2 separate regions of the Homo sapiens genome follow, and region 1 is linked to region 2. The links are chromatin contacts, found by Hi-C or POLR2A ChIA-PET in ENCODE. All regions are on one chromosome and are shown on one strand. Each heading gives the region's core, a stretch centred on a gene start or an enhancer-like site at or near the end of the contact. The rest is flanking DNA. Distances are from core to core; before and after follow the strand shown.

The links. A loop is a pair of places that touch in the nucleus more often than their neighbours do. ChIA-PET counts read pairs that join two places held with the same protein, here RNA polymerase II (POLR2A). Pooled maps may share reads with other maps.
Region 1: POLR2A ChIA-PET joins it to region 2 with 11 read pairs in H1. The contact joins the enhancer-like site here to the promoter of TENT5B in region 2. A Hi-C loop is called at or near these places in 4 of 168 maps with a recorded cell type or tissue (mammary epithelial cell, ovary, posterior vena cava and 1 more) and 1 of 50 pooled maps. POLR2A ChIA-PET finds 5 or more read pairs at or near these places in 8 of 52 experiments (H1, HEK293T, MCF 10A and 3 more).

Annotation. Positions count from the first base shown.
Region 1 is chr1:27,056,333-27,061,906 of GRCh38, forward strand. It overlaps LOC101928391 (a long non-coding RNA gene), which reads left to right. Exons shown (of 8, transcript XR_007065559.1): 6 at 2,066-2,190; 7 at 3,682-3,748. Among named protein-coding and RNA genes, the nearest start is that of TENT5B, 46 kb to the left of the region's middle. RefSeq lists silencers at 1,706-2,000, 2,726-3,020. Within about 2 kb of position 1,744, at least 3 of the 41 ENCODE cell types and tissues checked have a DNase peak (open chromatin) inside an H3K27ac peak, as active enhancers do.
Region 2 is chr1:27,009,003-27,014,233 of GRCh38, forward strand. TENT5B (terminal nucleotidyltransferase 5B) reads right to left here and starts at 3,848. Exons shown (of 2, transcript NM_052943.4): 1 at 3,405-3,848. The coding sequence starts at 3,668. RefSeq lists enhancers at 3,094-3,747, 3,748-4,402.

The DNA.
Region 1 (5,574 bases), core at 494-2,993, 45 kb after region 2:
GGGTTCTCAGCAGTGTTCTCAGTAAATATGAGTATCCCATGGATTAGGTGGTTTAATTTCTTATCATAAAACAATCATAAGTATCAAGTTTTTATCTATGAATTGGTTAGGGAGATTTAGGCTGCAAGTAACAGAATACTAAGCTAAAAGTTGTCTAAAGAGTTGGGAGTTTCCTAGCTTAGCCAACATAAGAGGAGACCTCTATCTTTACAAATAATTTTTTTTTTTTTTTTTTTTTTGGAGACAGAGGCTTGCTCTGTTGCCCAGGCTGGAGCGCAGTGGTGCGATCTCGGCTCACTGCAACCTCCACCTCCCGGGTTCAAGTGATTCTTCTGCCTCAGCCTCCCAAGTAGCTGGGACTACAGGCACATACCACCACGCCTGGCTAATTTTTGTATTTTTAGTAGAGATGGGGTTTCCTCATGTTGGCCAGGCTGGTCTTGAACTCCTGAACTCGTGATCTGCCCGCCTCAGCCTCCCAAAGTGCTGGGATTACAGGCGTGAGCCACTGTGCCCGGCCTTCTCCGAATAATTTTTTTAAATGAGCCAGGTGCGGTGGTATGTGCCTGTGGTCCCAGCTACTCAGGAGGCTGAGGCAGGAGGATCGTCTGAGCCTGGGAGGTCAAGGCTGCAGTGAGCCATGATCACACCACTACAGTCCAGCCTCCAGCCTCTGCAATGGAGTGAGAGTGTCTCAAAAAAAAAAAAAAAAAAAAAAAAACACAACAAAAAAACCCCACAGGACTTTTATCTTAAGATATCTTGGGGTAGACCATTTTTGAGTCAAGGCCCTCATGGTTGAAAGATGACTACCGTGGCTCCAAGCATCATATCCACAGAGAGCAACTAAATAACAGCTGTTATATATTGAGTACTTATCATGTGCTAGAACTGTCTGGGCATTTTAGGTGTATTCACTCATTTGATTTTCACAGCACCCTGAGAAGAAAGTCCAATTATTTTCATTTTGCAGAGGAGGAACACGAGGTACAGAAAGGTCAAGTAATCTGCTTAAGACAACACAGCCAATCGGAGGCAGAGCCATGCTTTTAGCCCAGATGGTTTGACCCTGGAGCCTGCACTTTTGTGTGGCTGCATTTGCCACGGGCAGCATCTCAGGAAGGGAGGCTTGGACAGGGGTCCTCCTAAAACATCTCTTTTTGTAAGAGGAGGAAAATTCCTCCCAGAAGCCCCCAGCAGCCTCCCCCTCTTATCTCATTGGCCAGAACAGGGTCCCATGGTTCTCCCCAACCCAATTACCAGCAGAGGGGAGTGGATCAAATGTAAATATCCCAGTCACCATCCACCTGGGGGTAATTAGTACATTGTCCTCCCACCAGAACAAAACAAGCTTCTTTTAGCAAGGAAGCGGGGGGGCAAATATCTGCCCCTAGGCAGAACCCATGGTTGGTAGCTGGGGTCCGCCAGCCCACTGGGATTGAAATAAGGTTGGCTCAGACCCCATCCCTTACTTTCCACAAGGCTTCTGCAATTTCTCAGGCTTACAATTGTGTGCCTCTGATTTCCGGCTTCTGCTGAATTCTAGCAGCTGTTCCCTTTATTTCTGCCCTGGAATTGACTCAAATGTAGGATGCAGCCCGTTTCTTCTCCCAAGAAACCGTGGATACCAGACTGCTCTGTAAGCAGAATTTCACTAAGATTTGTGGGTCCCTGGAAGAGTTATAGAGTGGCTCAGCACACGACTGAAAGTGGCACTGGGACGTCTCTGCTCTTACAAGCTGGTTTCTCAGGCATCCTCCAGCCCCGCCCGCACAGGGCTGCTGCTCCCATCTGCTGGCGCCCATGCCCATCTACCCGCCTCCCTTCTTCAGCCCCTGCGTGACAGACACCTCGATGCCCCAGGGGCTTCCAATTCTCACACAGGAGACCCTGCATTTCAGCTCTCCCTAGCCCCTCCTGCTCTTCCCAAACCAGGCTGCCAAGCCAAACCCAGTAAGGGCCTTTTAAGAACAAAAGGGCCTTTTAGTTAATGCAGCAGGATCTACTTTCCTTAGAAGGAAGCTTTGGTTATAAATAACAACCTTTCCCCTCTGGATTCCTCCAGGTGCATTGGAAATTCAAATTTCAGAATAAGCTGACTGCCAAGAGGGCCCTCCCCCTGTCGGGAGTCCCTTAGTCCATGGGAAATTCACAGAGAAGGAAACAGTCACTTTTCCTGCACCTGAGAAGGTAAAAATCAAACTGCCTTAGAAAGATTCTGTCCTCCTAAAAACTGGTGCCTCTGTACACCTCAAGGAGTCAGCAGGCTCTCCCTCCGAGGCTTAAAAGCCTCAGGGATTTCTTTTTTTCTTTTTTTCTTTTTTTTTTTTTGAGACGGAGTCTCGCTCTGTCACCCAGGCTGGAGTGCAGTGGCGCGGTCTTGGCTCACTGCAACCTCTGCCTGCCGGGTTCAAGTGATTCTCCTGCCTCAGCCACCTGTGAGCCACCGTGCCAGCCAGCCTCAGTGATTTCTTAGGAGCCTGTTGTATGCAATCTTGAGGGCTGAAGAAGTGAGAGGGACCCACCCCATCCTACCTCTACAGAATGCTTGGCACCCCCACCAATGTTCCTAGACTCCATCTCAGGACCAAGGTAGTGTAGACCCAAAGCCCGGCCCTATCCTGGCTCCCAAGCATCCCACAGCCTCTGGGGTAGAGGTGGTTAGAGGCACCAGCTCTAGACCTTGGCTGCCTTCTGTCTGCCCTCAGGGTCTGCTCAGATCAGGACACCCCCTCCCCCAGGCTGGGGCTCAGCCTCAGCATCCTTGGCAGGGCTCCCCACAGGGGCATTTCCACAACTTTCCAGCCCTGGCCTCCTGTTCAAGGGTTCGGCCTCAGGCAGGACTAGAGCTGAGTTGCAGAGGAGGAGGAGGAGCGGGGAGAGAGCCGAGTAGTTCAGGTTGCCGCAGGGGAGACAGGAGGGAGGAGAAGAGAAGGAGGGGAGGGAGCGAAGGTCCTCAGAACCCAAGTGCGGGGCAGCCTCAGGAAGGTGACTTCTGTTATTCTCCCTGTGTGCTGTGTCTTTAGGAAAATCCCCCTCACACGACAGCCCAACAGCCTTATACCCGCAGTTGCTCTGGGAGCAGGGGAAAATGTCCTGCAGTTCTTGCCCCTCATTTGGGTCAACTCCAGGACAGAAGTAAAGGCGACAGCTGCAAGGAATCAGCAGAAGCAGGACAGCAGCCATGAGCACATGAGCCCCCAGAGCTGGCAGAAACCTTGGAGGCTTTGTGTAGCTACAGTGATGGCCACGTCTGGGCTGGCACTCACCTTATGCCAGTCTCTAGGGAGGAGCCCGCATTTGCAGGCTGGGTTACATCTTTTCCCCTCTTCCACGCTGGGATTCTTTTTTTTTTTTTTTTTTTTTTTTGAGACAGAGTCTCGCTCTGTCGCCCAGGCTGGAGTGCAGTGGTGCGATCTCGGCTCACTGCAAACTCCGCCTCCCAGGTTCAAGCAATTCTCCTGCCTCAGCCTCCGGAGTAGCTGGGATTACAGGCACCCACCCCCATGCCCGGCTAATTTTTGTATTTTTAGTAGAGACAGGGTTTCGCCATGTTGGCCAAGCTAGTCTCAAACTCCTGACCTCAGGTGATCCGCCTGCCTTGGCCTCCCAAAGTGCGGGGATTACAAGCATGAGCCACCGTGCCCGGCCTGGAAATTGTTTTTTTTTTTAAACCCTCAGGTGATTCTGACTCTCCTGGAACCTGAGAACCACCAGTCTACGGGAACAGAGCCCTGCTTTGGGTCAGGTGTGTATAACTATGGTATTCCCTTTCTTCTCTGCCTCTATTGTTGATGTTGTTTTTTTGTTTTTTGTTTTTTTTTGAAACGGAGTCTCGCTGTTGCCCAGGCTGGAGTGCAGTGGCGCAATCTCGGCTCACTACAATCTCCGCCTCTGGGGTTCACGCCATTCTCCTGCCTCAGCCTCCCGAGTAGCTGGTAAGGGAGGAGACCACCCCTCACATTGTCTTATGCCCAATTTCTGCCTCCAAAGAAAGAAGTAAAAACTAAAAGGCAGAAATGAAATCCACAGGCAGACAGCCCGGCGCTGCACCCTGGGCCTGGTAGTTAAAGATCGACCCCTGACCTAATCAGTTATGTTGTCTATAGATTACAGACATTGTATAGAAATGCACTGTGAAAATCCCTATCTGTTTTGTTCCGATCTAGTTACCAGTGCATGCAGACCCCAGTCACGTACCCCTTGCTTGCTCAATCAATCCCGACCCCCTCACACGCACCCTCCTTAGAGTTGTGAGCCCTTAAAAGGGATAGGAATTGCTCACTCGGGGAGCTCGGCTCTCGAGACAGGAGTCTTGCCGATGCCCCCAGCCGATTAAACCCCTTCCTTCAACTCGGTGTCTGAGGAGTTTTGTCTGCAGCTCGTCCTGCTACACTGGGACTACAGGCGCTCGCCACCACGCCCGGCTAATTTTTTATATTTTTTAGTAGAGGCAGGGTTTCACCGTGTTAGCCAGGATGGTCTCGATTGCCTGACCTCATGATCCGCCTGCCTTGGCCTCCCAAAGTGTTGGGATTACAGGCGTGAGCCACCGCGCCCGGCCCCACTCTCTACCTCTGTTTGTTTAGGGGCAGGCATAGAATCCCATTCTAGTCAATGAGACAGAAAGGGGTTCTGGAAAGTTCCCCCACCCCCTTATAAAACAAGGAGGACGTCTTCAAGGAGGACGTCTGAGGAGAAGCTTTGCCGTGGCCTTTTGCCTTTGGATGCTGCCAGAGGGGTTAGAAGGCGGAGCTCCACAGTCAGGCAGCTGGGGTGTGTATCCTAGCGGGGAGAGCAAGAGACAGTGGGACAAAAATAATAACAGTAATAGCAGCAATGCTTCTTGAGGACTTTCCGCATGGCAGGCCCTATTCTAAGCACCTCATGTAGCATATTTTACCCTCAAACAGTCCTGAGGTAGGTTCTGTTATTGCGATTTTATAAATGAGGAAACTGAAGCACAGACAAGTTTAAATAACTCGTTCAAAGTCATACAGCTCATACATGGAGGCCAGCATGCAGGCCAGGTGTGTGGGGTATGGGCATTGCGGGCTACTTTAGGGACCCTGACCTTTTCCTCAGCATAGTGGGAAGCTGGTGAAAGGTTTTAAGCAGGGGTGGCCCCTCTGATTTACCTTTTTTTTTTTTTTTTTTTTTTTGAGACAGTGTCTCACTCTGTTGCCCAGGCTGGAGCGCACTGGTGAGATCTTGGCTCACTGCAGCCTCAAACTCCTGGGCTCAAGTGATCCTCCCACCTCAGCCTCCTGAGAAGCTGGGACTACAGGCAAATGCTACAGTGGCTGGCTACTTTTTGTAAAGACGGAGTTTCACCATGTTACCCAGGCTGGTTTTGAACTCCTGAGCTCAAGCAATCCGTCCACCTCTGCCTCCCAAAGTGCTGGGATTACACGCATGAGCCACCACATCTGGCCTGATTTACTTTTAAAAGTCACTGAAATGCTTTGCTCCTAAATTCTCTGCTGGGGACAAGCCAGCCACACTTGCACGGCCTGTTCTTCAGCCTCTTTTCCTCCCTGAGACATCAGTCCCTTAGCAAACCCAGCGTCTTGG
Region 2 (5,231 bases), core at 2,598-5,097:
TTTTTTGAGAGAGTCCTGATTTTGTAGCTGAGGGTGGAATGCAGTGAATGCAGTGGCACGATCTCAGCTCACTGCAACCTCAGCCTCCCAAGTAGGTGGGACTACAGGTGCGTGCGTGCCACCACACCCAGCAATTTTTTATTGTTTACAGTGATGGAATCCTGCCAGATTGCCCAGGCTGGTCTCGAACTCCCGGACTCAAGCTATTCCCCTGCCTCAGCCTCCCAAAGTGCTGGGATTACAGGCGTGAGACACTGTGCCTGGCCCAGGACAGGTCTCCTGGGAAACTGAAGCTCACAGGAGTGATGTCACTTGCACAAGATCACGTGGAGATGCCTTCAAACCCAGGGATGGCCAACAGCAAAGCCTATCCTGTTTCTACCACATTACAGTCCCAGGGTTCAGAAGGAGCAGACTAGTGTTCTAATCCACCTTCCCTTTCTAAATTTCAAAGCAAAGGCAACCCTCAAGCTACTGAAGCCCAGAGCCAGAATAGTTGGGGAACAGGAAGGTGAGGGTTGGGAGATGCCTTGGCCAGACAAGGCCAGTTGCTGCAGTCCAGCCTGTGGGACTTCTAACCCACACCCTGTCAGCTGGCAGCTGTGCCTGCATGGGCCAAAGACCTTGGTCCAAGGACCCTACCAAACCTGCAGAGAAGACCAGCCCCTTCCTCAGATCCCATTAGGGCTGACTGAGCCTTACTCAGTGCCAGCTCCTGCTCCCAGGCTGGTGCCCACCCCAGGGCTTGGCATCTGGCCTAGTGAGTAGGTAGCAGTACTCTTGTTAAATCCCCTGCGTCAGGGCCATGGGGCCAGCTGTGTCAGCCAGCCAGTCGCTGTTGTCTCCTTCCCAGGTGTGACTACAGCCAGTTTGGCAGACGGTCACCAGATACCACCACACCCAAGTACTGCAGGGCAGCTTGGTGCCTCCTGAATCAGACTTTCCAGCCATGGAGGGGGCAGTGGCTGCACCCTCCTTTCTCCCATGCCAAGGCCCTCCCCACAACCACTCTGCTCCAGGCTGCTGCTGAGACCTGCAGGGAGACTGACAGACGCCGTCAGCCAGCAGGCTTACAAAACTCACATGCTCTGCCGCCTGATGCAGGCCCTCTGGCTGCAGCTGGAGAAATCAGATTGTCTAGTTCAATCCTCTGGGCCCAGAGAAGGCAAAGGACTTGTCCAAGGTTACACAACCAATAAAAGGCCTCCCTGCCTGTAGCTCTGGGAAGGCTCCTTACAGTAGGGTGAGTCCCTTTAGTACAGGTACAAGCAAGAACAGAATCTCTAGCCACTCAGATTGCCACTACAGGCAAAGCCTTGCAGGGGGGTAGAGGGAGAAAGGTTCCAATTTTTGAGCCATAGGACAACTCAGCAGCAGTGAAAAGCCCCAAGGCAACAACCGACACCACCCTCCCCCTCTCCCCGCCCCCATCCCTGCACACATCCCAACAGCTTTAGAAGCTGCCAGCTGTGGATTTCTTCCAAGAAACTTTCTTCGCTGTGGAGGCAGCTGTACAGACCAGGTGAAGGCACCTGTCCCCTTTGGAGTCTGGAACCAGAGAGGGTGTTGGAGAGCAGCAGCCTAATCTATCCATCCCAGTTGAACAGATGGGGACACTGAGCCCAGCAAAGAGAATTGACAACAAACAGTCCAGGGCCTGAATCCAGAAGTCCAACTTCCCAGCCCAGCTCTGAAGTCTCTGCTGCCCTTCCTCACCATCGCCGACAGCTCCCTGTTCTGTGCTATCTCTGACCCAGGTCTAGAAGGACATGGCACCACCATTGCATTGTAAAGTTAGCTTCTATTGACCTGGAGTCTCCCCCATCTGGCTAGGAGCACCTGAAGGGATGGAGGCTGAGTCCTAGTCACATCTGTGCCCTTGGTTTCCTAAACAGGGCTTGGCACAGAGCAGACACCAAGAGGCAATCTGAGCCATACTGACAGGGCAAGGACTTCTCCTCCTTCCAGGGTATCCCTTGTTCTTGCAGAGGGGGGCTGCCACACTGGGCTCCACCTTCCCCTCCCTGCCATGCCTGGGGCCACAATCCTGGAGGTGCAGCAGCTGGGGCCCCAGGAATGACTTGACTGTCCCGGGGATTAAAGCCTCGACTGGTTTCCTAATCACCCAGGTGACAGCGAGCAGCCGAGGAATGCCTCGGCGAACTCCACTGGGCCGCGTGTGAGTCAGCCAAGGAGAATCTGCCCCCGCCCCCTCCAGTTCCTAGTTCCTTGGGAGGGTGGGGGAGGTAATCCCCCAGCAGGCAACCCTCCCCCTCTGTGGGAAGCCAAGGTAGTAGGAGGCAGGGGAAAGGCCTACTTCATCCAAAGGAAGCCATCAGTTGGCAGGAACGCACAGGAGTCCTCGCTGGGTTTCTTGGTTTCTTTTATCAAAGGACCCTCCCTAACACCTAGAAGTTGACCTTGGGAGCCGGGGAAGGGGTGGGAAAACATTGAACCTACTGTAATCTGCTCCTGGGAAGACCCAAAATTCCCTAGGTTTGATTTTCACCTCATTAAGTAATCTTGGGTGGCAAACTGCCCCAGCTATAAAATGGGTACAATAATGACCACACTGTGGTATTTCAGAACATGACAGCGTCTGGGCTGTACAGATGAAAAAGCAGTCTTGGGGTCGTTGAGGTTCAGATAAAGGGAAGAGTTGGAGGAGGGAGGGGCTGTCAGAATTCTCTTCTCCCTTTCCTCAGGAGAGAGAGGACGTGGGGCCTGAGGCCTGGGTTGGCCTTCATTTCCAATCTTGGGAAGGAGAAGAAACACCTAAATTGGTCACTTAATGTTGCCCTTGGGGGTGGGGTATCAGGTCTGACCTTCGGCTTAATAAATATTGGGCCACAACCCCAGCTGAGAGAGAGGGAGTCCCTGACAAGTTTTCTTGGCTTTTCCACGGGGTGGAGGGGGAAGGGGGGGTTTCTCCAGCAAAAGGCTGTAGGAGCACAATGGCAGAGGCTGCTCCTAGAACCTCGAGAGAGGAAAGGAGGGTGAGGTCCAGGGATGCCCAGATAGGGAAGGAAAAGCTATTTTGGACTCAAGCATGCACACTTACCCACCCAGGGCCACCTGGCGTCTTTTGTCCTTGCAGGCAGAGACAAATTCTTCCCCCAATGCCCTTGACATCCTCCTCCCCTCTCCCAGCCAGGCCCTGGGTGAGTGATCCGTGGGGAATCAGGGTTCTCCAAGAGTCGAGATGGAAAAGCCAGGTGGGGAAGGATTAGTAGATGCAGGGGGAGGTCTGGTCTACCATTCATAATGCTGTGCAATTGTTACAGCCATGTCCCCGTTCCTCAGTTTCCCTAGCTGTCTAGAAAGTCAAACAGACTACAAATGCCTTCCAGCCACGAGAGCCTCAGAAGGGATTCCCCCACATCCCCCGCCTGGCGTCCTCTCACCTGCACGATCTGCCGGGGCTGCACGCTCAGCGTGGGGAAGTTGCCGCGCCCGTGAATGGGAATCGGCTCGCTCAGAAGAGCGTCCAGTCGCTTCACCTGTGGCCAGCTCAGCCCACTCAGGTGCCGTCCGGGGAAGGCCGATAAGGCCTCCGGGTCGGGGCCGCCGCCTGCCGGGGCTGCCGTGGCCACCGCCGTGGCCGCAGCCGTCCCCACCTGAGCAGCCGCCCGGTCCCTGCGCTCAGCTCCGCTCTCCGACGGCATCATCCGCCCGGCCCCCGGGCCCCGACGGCAGAAACCGTGGGGGTGGTTAAGGGGAGGAGGACAGGGAGAGCGGCTGGGCAGGGGCCAAGGCGGGGGGCACGAAGGCAGGGACGGGGCGGCAACGACGGCGAGACAAAGCCAGGGAACACCTCAGACGGCGACGACTAACCGACCCTAGCGCCTGCAGCCCGCGGCCCAGCGGACTCTTATAGGCCGCGGGCGACGTGCCCATTGGTCCGGGCCGCTGCCAACAGCGAGAGCCGCCCCGCCTCTGAACGCTCCGGACACTGGTCTGTAGAGCTTTGCACGTGAGTCACTGTTCTCTAGGGAGATTCCGATTGGCTAGAGGGCACGCCCCTGCCCCGCCCTCCTTCTCAGGCTGAATTCCCTCCTTTGGTCCTTAAAGAACTTCTGTTCACTGTGATTGGCCCGGGCCTGGACTTAAAGGGACAGCGCCCACCCCGCCCCGCCAGGGTCAGGAGGGAGGGAAGTGACCTGCGGAGTTTGTAGCAGAGTCAGACCACTGAGAAATTCCAGGTTTCTGTTTTTTTTTTTTAGCGCTGGAAGAAATTGAGAAGTCACCTAGCCTTGTCCTGCTATTTTCAGAAGCCCAAAGAGATTGAGCCACGTGATCAACTCTGCACAGCACTGCTCATGCTCTGGCAGTTTTCCAGAGCCTAGGAAAGGTATAATAAACAACTCTGGGCCCGGCGCGGTGGCTCACGCCTGTAATCCCAGCACTTTGGGAGGCCGAGGTGGGCGGATGACAAGGTCAGGAGATCGAGACCATCCTGGCTAACACGGTGAAACCCCGTCTTTACTAAAAATACAAAAAATTAGCCGGGTGTGTGGCGGGCGCCTGTAGTCCCAGCTACTCGGGAGGCTGAGGCAGGAGAATGGCGTGAACCCGGGAGGCGGAGCTTGCAGTGAGCCGAGATTGCGCCACTGCACCCCAGCCTGGGCGACAGAGCGAGACTCCGCCTCAAAAAAAAAAAAATTAATAATAATAATAAACTCTGCATACCAAGGTAAAGGCCTTTTTTTTTTTTTTTTTTTTTTTTTTTCTCGAGACAGAGTCTCGCTTTGTCACCCAGGCTGGAGTGTAGTGGCGCGATCTTGGCTTACCGCAAGCTCCGCCTCCCGGGTTCAAGCAATTCTCCTGCCTCAGCCTCCCGATTAGCTGGGATTACAGGCATGCGCCACCAAGCCCGGCTAATTTTTTTGTGTTTTTAGTAGACACGGGGGTTTCACCATATTGGCCAGGCTGGTCTTGAACTCCTGACCTTGTGATCCACCCACCTCGACCCCCAAAGTGCTGGGATTACAGGCGTGAGCCACTGTGCCCGGCCCTAAAGTAAAGGCTTTCTAAGACACTGTTGATTGGCCTCGCAAACCACAGCATGATGAGCGTTGATGTACAGCATAGCCAATTTAGGGAAGGAGAGATCTGCTCAGAGAGGCTTTGTGATTACCCGACTGTCACACAGCAAACTAGTAAGGCCCTGGTCCTCAACCAGGGCTATAGAATCTGTGGTGCATGTTTTTTCCACTGTACCTATGCAGACC